Regions from separate parts of the Homo sapiens genome. Here region 1 is linked to region 2. A link is a loop called in an ENCODE intact Hi-C map of the cell type or tissue named here. Cell type or tissue: MCF 10A. All regions are shown on one strand. Each heading gives the region's core, and the rest is flanking DNA. Links, peaks and the distances in the headings are about the cores only.

The links. Peaks named below come from ENCODE experiments on the same cell type or tissue, not always from the same donor. Only the 100,000 strongest peaks of a DNase experiment are listed, where the experiment ranks them.
Region 1: a loop joins it to region 2, with 5 times the contacts of the local background. A loop is called at or near these places in 2 of 110 quality-filtered maps.

What each region holds. Positions count from the first base shown.
Region 1 is chr5:157,996,531-157,999,447 of GRCh38, reverse strand. No RefSeq gene overlaps it. Among named protein-coding and RNA genes, the nearest start is that of CLINT1, 140 kb to the right of the region's middle. In MCF 10A, for the core only: no CTCF peak of the experiment used is centred there; a DNase peak (open chromatin) is centred at 1,307.
Region 2 is chr5:158,056,822-158,059,738 of GRCh38, reverse strand. No RefSeq gene overlaps it. Among named protein-coding and RNA genes, the nearest start is that of CLINT1, 200 kb to the right of the region's middle. In MCF 10A, for the core only: no CTCF peak of the experiment used is centred there; a DNase peak (open chromatin) is centred at 1,348.

The DNA of each region.
Region 1 (2,917 bases), core at 309-2,808, 60 kb after region 2:
TGACAGCCAAATGTTATGCATGATCTTGGACTAGATCCTGGACTAGGCGTTAAAAAAATATTATAAGGGACATTATTGGGACAATTGACAAAACTGGAATACGGACCATAGATGTTAAGTATTGCTATCAATTAACTTTCCTCCATTTAGTTACTACGGCTATGTAAGAAAATATCTTTGTTCTCAGGAAACGGACATTGAAGTATGAAGTAAAGCTGCCTTAGCCACGCAGCCTACTGTCAGATGACCCAAAAATTAATGATTTTATATATATATATACACATATACACACAAGTATATACACATACAGATATATATATACATATATAGAGCAAATCAGAGAGAGAGAATTATAAAGCATATATGGCAAGAGGTTAAAAATTAGTGAATTTGGATAAAGGGCATTTGGTATTTTCTTTTAAGATGGAGTCTCCCTCTGTCACCCAGGCTGGAGTGCAGTAGTGAGATCTTGGCTCACTGCAACCTCCACCTCCTAGACTCAAGTGATTCTCCTGCCTCAGCCTCCCAAGTAACTGGGATTACAGGTGTCCACCACCACACCCAGCTAATTTTTTGTATTTTTAGTGGAGACGGGGTTTCACCATGTTGTCCAGGCTGGTCTCGAACTCCTGACCTCAGGTGATCCACCCGCCTAGGCCTCCCAAAGTGCTGGGATTACACGTGTGAGCCACCACGCCCAGCTGGGTATTTTCTTTCTTTTTTTTTTTTTTTTTTTTTTTTTTTTTTGAGACAGAGTTTTGCTCTCATTGCCCAGGCTAGAGTGCAGTGGCACAACCTCAGATCACTGCAACCTCCGCCTTCCGGTTTCGGCCTCCCAAAGTGCTGGAATTACAGGCGTGAGCCACCACACCCGGCCCAGCTGGGTATTTTCTATACTAGTAATACTCCTGCAAGTATGAAGCTATTTCAAAGTAAATAATTCCAAAAAATCTATAGAGAGGAAAAAGTACTGGAAGTAGAGATGAAACAAGATGAGTCATCAAATTATTATTGAATCTGAGTGACTGGCACATGTGGTTGTAGTGAGTGCTAAAAACTAAACACTCACACTGTGGTTGCATCATGGAAGCCGTGCCTGCAATCTGAGCCTGGATAGCAAGGCCGCCACAAAGGAACCCAAGTCAGTAGTCCCCTTGCTGGTCCTCTCCTTTCTGGGCCTCTCAGGTGCTGTAGACAGTAAAGTTCATTGTTTCACTCAAAACAGGGGTTCGTTAAACTCTCCTGCCTACTTTTGTATGTAAAACATGAGTCATGAAGCACTGTATTAGTCTGTTCTCACACTGCCATGACGAAATATCTGAGACCGGGTAATTTATAAAGGAAGAAGGTTTGATTGACTCACAGTTCCACATTGCTGGGGAAGCCTCGGGAAACTTACAGTCATGGCGGAGGGCAAAGGAGAAGCTGGAACCTTCCTCACTGGGCGGCAGGACAGAGTGAATGCAAGCAGGGGAAACGCCAGACGCTTATAAAACCATCAGATCTCCTAAGAACTCACTCACTATCACGAGAACAGCATAGGGGAACCGCCCCCAAGATTCAATTACCTCCACCTGCTCCCAACCTTGACAGGTGGAGATTATGGGGATTACAATTCAAGATGAGATTTCGGTAGGGACACAAAGCCTAACCATGTCAACTGCCATAAATAAAATGATTGTTTTGTAAAATGTGGATGTGCTCATATGTGTGTTAGTGACATGTATGTGCACATGTCTGGGTATATGCATATGATCACGTGCGTGATTGTATATGTGTGCACTTGTGTGTATGTGAGCAAGAGTGCACATCTGTACAAAAGAATATTTACCAAAGGGTTCGAAGTGCCTTTTTCTCAGCAAGGTGGGGTCGGATAGTGGTGAAGAGCACAGGTTTTAGAGTCAGATTGCCTGAGTTCGAATTCAAGCTCTTACAAATCTTAGGTGGAGCTGGACTTTCATCTTAGGAAATTTACTCAACCCCTTTGTGCCTCAACTTCCCCACCTGTAAAATATGAATGATAGTAGAAACTACTTCCTTGGGGTATTAGTAAAGTATGAATGTGTTTAGAACAGTGTTTTGTGCTGTTTTCACTATTATTTTTAGAATGTAACGTCGTGGATAATTTTAATGTCTTCTTTACCCCTTTCATTATTGTCTGAACTTTTTTTTACCGTGACTTTATAATCTGAAAACAAGAGCTTTTTAAAAAATTTTAGCAAACTAGGGAAAGATGAAGGAAGAAAGGAAGGGAGAAGGGAAAGAAAAGATTTGTTCTCTTGGGCTAATTTCATTTCCTCTACAGCTGAACTGTATGCCTTCATTGGATCATTTTAATTGCTATTATTTGAAGAAGACTTGAGGAGATATTTTTCCCAGAACATGAACATTTCTTTATAATGCAAATAGTTTTTCCGTAATTTCCCCGAATTATAGGAAATTCGGGGATCGGAAATTTCTTTTTTTTCTCTTAAGATGGAGTCTCACTCTGTCCCCCAGGCTGGAGTGCAGTGGCGTGATCTCGACTCACTGCAACCTCTACCTCCTGGGTTCAAGCAATTCTTCTCCCTCAGCCTCCTGAATAGCTGGGATTATAGGCGCACACCACCACACCCAGCTAATTTTTGTATCTTTAGTAGAGACGGGGTTTTACCATGTTGGCCAGGCTGGTCTTTAACTCCTGACCTCAAGTGATCTGCCCGCCTTGGCCTCCCGAAGTGCTGAGATTACAGGCGTGAGCCACCATGCCCAGCCATGATTGGAAATTTCTTAAAAGCAGGGTGATCACGACTGCACATCAAGACAATGGTAATATTTTTTCTTTTCCTATTTTTTATTTTGATAATTTTTAAATACATAGAAATTGAAAGAATAGTACAATGAATACCTCTATAGCCACCACTTAATTTCAATAATG
Region 2 (2,917 bases), core at 135-2,634:
ACCCATGTCTATTGACTAGAAAGCACAGATTCTTCTCATTTTTCTCACCACCACCAAGTTGCCTCCTTAAAATATGAGATTGTAATAAAAATTGTTCTGTTTCATCAGTCTCTAGCATATGGGCCCAACAAACTTCCCTTGAATCAGTTCATGTCATCAATGTAAGCCCTCATTTTCCTCCAGAAAAAATGATCTAGATGATGCCTTTTACATTTTAAACCCTGTGACTTCGTGCCAATGTGCTGAGGTTCACTCTAAAACAGGGCTGCTAGTCGGAGCCCTTGGAAGAAGGCAGCCTGTGTGTTCAAGCATCCATCCTTCTAGCATTATCAATCTGCCACATTAATATGCTAATTTCAAGGGAAGAACTGTGGAACTAATTCCATGTATCATTCAAGCAAAGGTATCCAGGTAGCACCAAGATACTAGACAATCAAAATCAACATGATTATGTGACTTGGAGTGTGTTGTGGCAGGAGAACAGGAAAGGTGTTCTTCCATGACAAGTCCTTAACAGGTTGTTCACTCCAAACAGTCCAACAGAAAGGAAGCTCTTCTCCCCATTTTCTTCTGGCGTTGGCATTGTCCAATGGAGAAAGTGCATTGGCAGCCTCCTACAGCCCTCCAGGAGCCCATCAAAAAGTAATAACCCTGATGCCTTGGGGCTGGGAAATCTGTTGCTCTCAGAATCCCCACCCACCCAGCTTTGAAGTGTTGGCTGACTTGAATAGATGGGGCTAAAAGAATGTTCCAGTTGGCTTTTTCAGAATCTTGACTAATTGAACCATCTGGTGGAAGACAAAAACCATGTCATTTTGGGCCCGATGATCTTAAATAAGCTGCCGGCATGTGCAGGATGAAAAGATTTGTTGGCATGTCGGTAATGATGACAGGAGAGCTTAGCACATCTGCTAGAATGGACCTTGACATAGAACATCCTAAATGTAAAATCATCCTTTCTCCCCCCATGACTCCTGCTCTGCCATCCCCTAAAACCAAATGTATGCTACTTTTATTTTCTTTTTAACGTTTATTGCTCAAATAAGGGCATTCCTAGCTTCCTCTTTTTATGCGATTCCTTTACTAAGAACAAGCCTAACATATTATCAAAATAGTACATCACCAACATGATTCAATTTTCATGGCCCTTCAAAGTCCTCCTGTCTTAGGCCTCATGCCTTCCACCCACCAACCAAAAAATATATTAAACCCTGGTCTGCCACAGTGGCTGATATTCCCATTATGTACTTTCTTTAGATTCAATGTGTATGTGCCTCTCTATGATGCAAAAGCAGAGTGTGTTACCTGAGATTTCTCAGAAGCTGACTCAGAGAGGAAGGCATGTGGGCAAGAGATTTGTTAAGGAAATGCTCCCGGGAGAAATTGGTAAGGGAGAAGAAGGAAGGGGGGAGAAGCTGAGCAAAGGCTTGATTTCTGGCCTTTTCCCATGGAGAGCAGCTTCAACCCAACTCCACAGAGAACCCAGGAGTGAAAGTTGGGTACCTCAGAGTTTGTCTACATTTGAGGTAAGGAAGCTGGGATTTTATGCCTCTGCACAAGTCAGCTGTTCACCAAGAACAGCCCCTGGTGGATAAACCCATAGGCATTTCCACCTATCTGAGATTTGGGGGTAAGCCACTTCAGTTGCCCAAAAGTGTCCTTTGAAGAGAGTGACTGGAGCAGGTCACAGAAGCAAAAGCAATCAGGGGAAGGAGAGTGAAATGGATCCAAAGGGATCTAAAAGGAGCCTGACAGTGTCTGCCACACACAGGAAGCTTTTCTCAACCTTCTGTGGGTTCATGGAAAATAACCAGGTTAGCCTTAAAAGACAACAGGATCCAGGAGGAAGGGTGCAGATGGCAGGAAAGTGAAATGCCAAGAAGTGTTTAATGTCTGTGTCTCCTACTAGTCACAGGTCTCCTTGAGAGCAAGGATATAGAAATTTTAAAAGCTAACACACCGCTGGAGAAGCAGACAGGCAGAAGGTGATGCCAACACTGCATGGCCTATGCCAGGAGGATTGATCCATTTATTTACTCACTTAACAACCTTTTCTTGAGAACTCGTGAGATGTTGGAAATGCTCTAATGAATAAGATGGTCGAGGTACCTACTCTTATGGAGCTTCCATTCTGGCAGGGGAAACCAAATGTAACCCAATGAACCAACTCAGATAATATAAGATGATAACAAATGCTGGAACAGCAATAAAAAGGAGTAACAAGGTCGGGTGTGGTGACTTATGCCTGCAATCCCTGCATTTTGGGAGGCCGAGGCAGGAGGATCATTTGAAGCCAGAAGTTCAAGACCAGCCTGGGCAACAAAGTGAAAGCCTATGTCTACAAAAAAATTTTTTAATTAGCCAAGCATGGTGGCATGTGCCAGCAGTCCCAGATACTCAGGAGGCTGAGGCAGGAGAATCACTTGAGCCTAGGCTGCAGTGAGCTATGCACACAGTTTAAAAGAAAAAAAAAGTAACAACATAAACAGTGATGGAGTGAGGTGGGGGCTGTTCTAGAAAGAGTGGGCAAGGAAAGGCTTCCCTGGGGGTGTCATTTGAGCAGAATCTTGACTAAAGTAGGGAGCACATCCATCTGAGGGAAGTTATATGGTCTGTTTTTGTTTCTTAAAACATTGCTGCAACTATTATGTGGAGAAGCAACTGCTTATTGAAATGGAATAGAAATAGACCAGTTTGCAGACTTTTGCCCAAAAACAGGGGAGATGGTCATGCCTTAACCGTGGGTAACAGTCATGGAGATGATGAGGCGGAAAAGATATAAAGAAACACACTGCAGAGAGAGGGAAAGGACGTCACCCAGTATACAATCCCAGGAGCTGCATTTGAAGGGGAGGGTTATGGGATCCAAAAACTACTTTAGGGCATGCCTGTCCTCTTCCCTTAACCGGCCTATGTG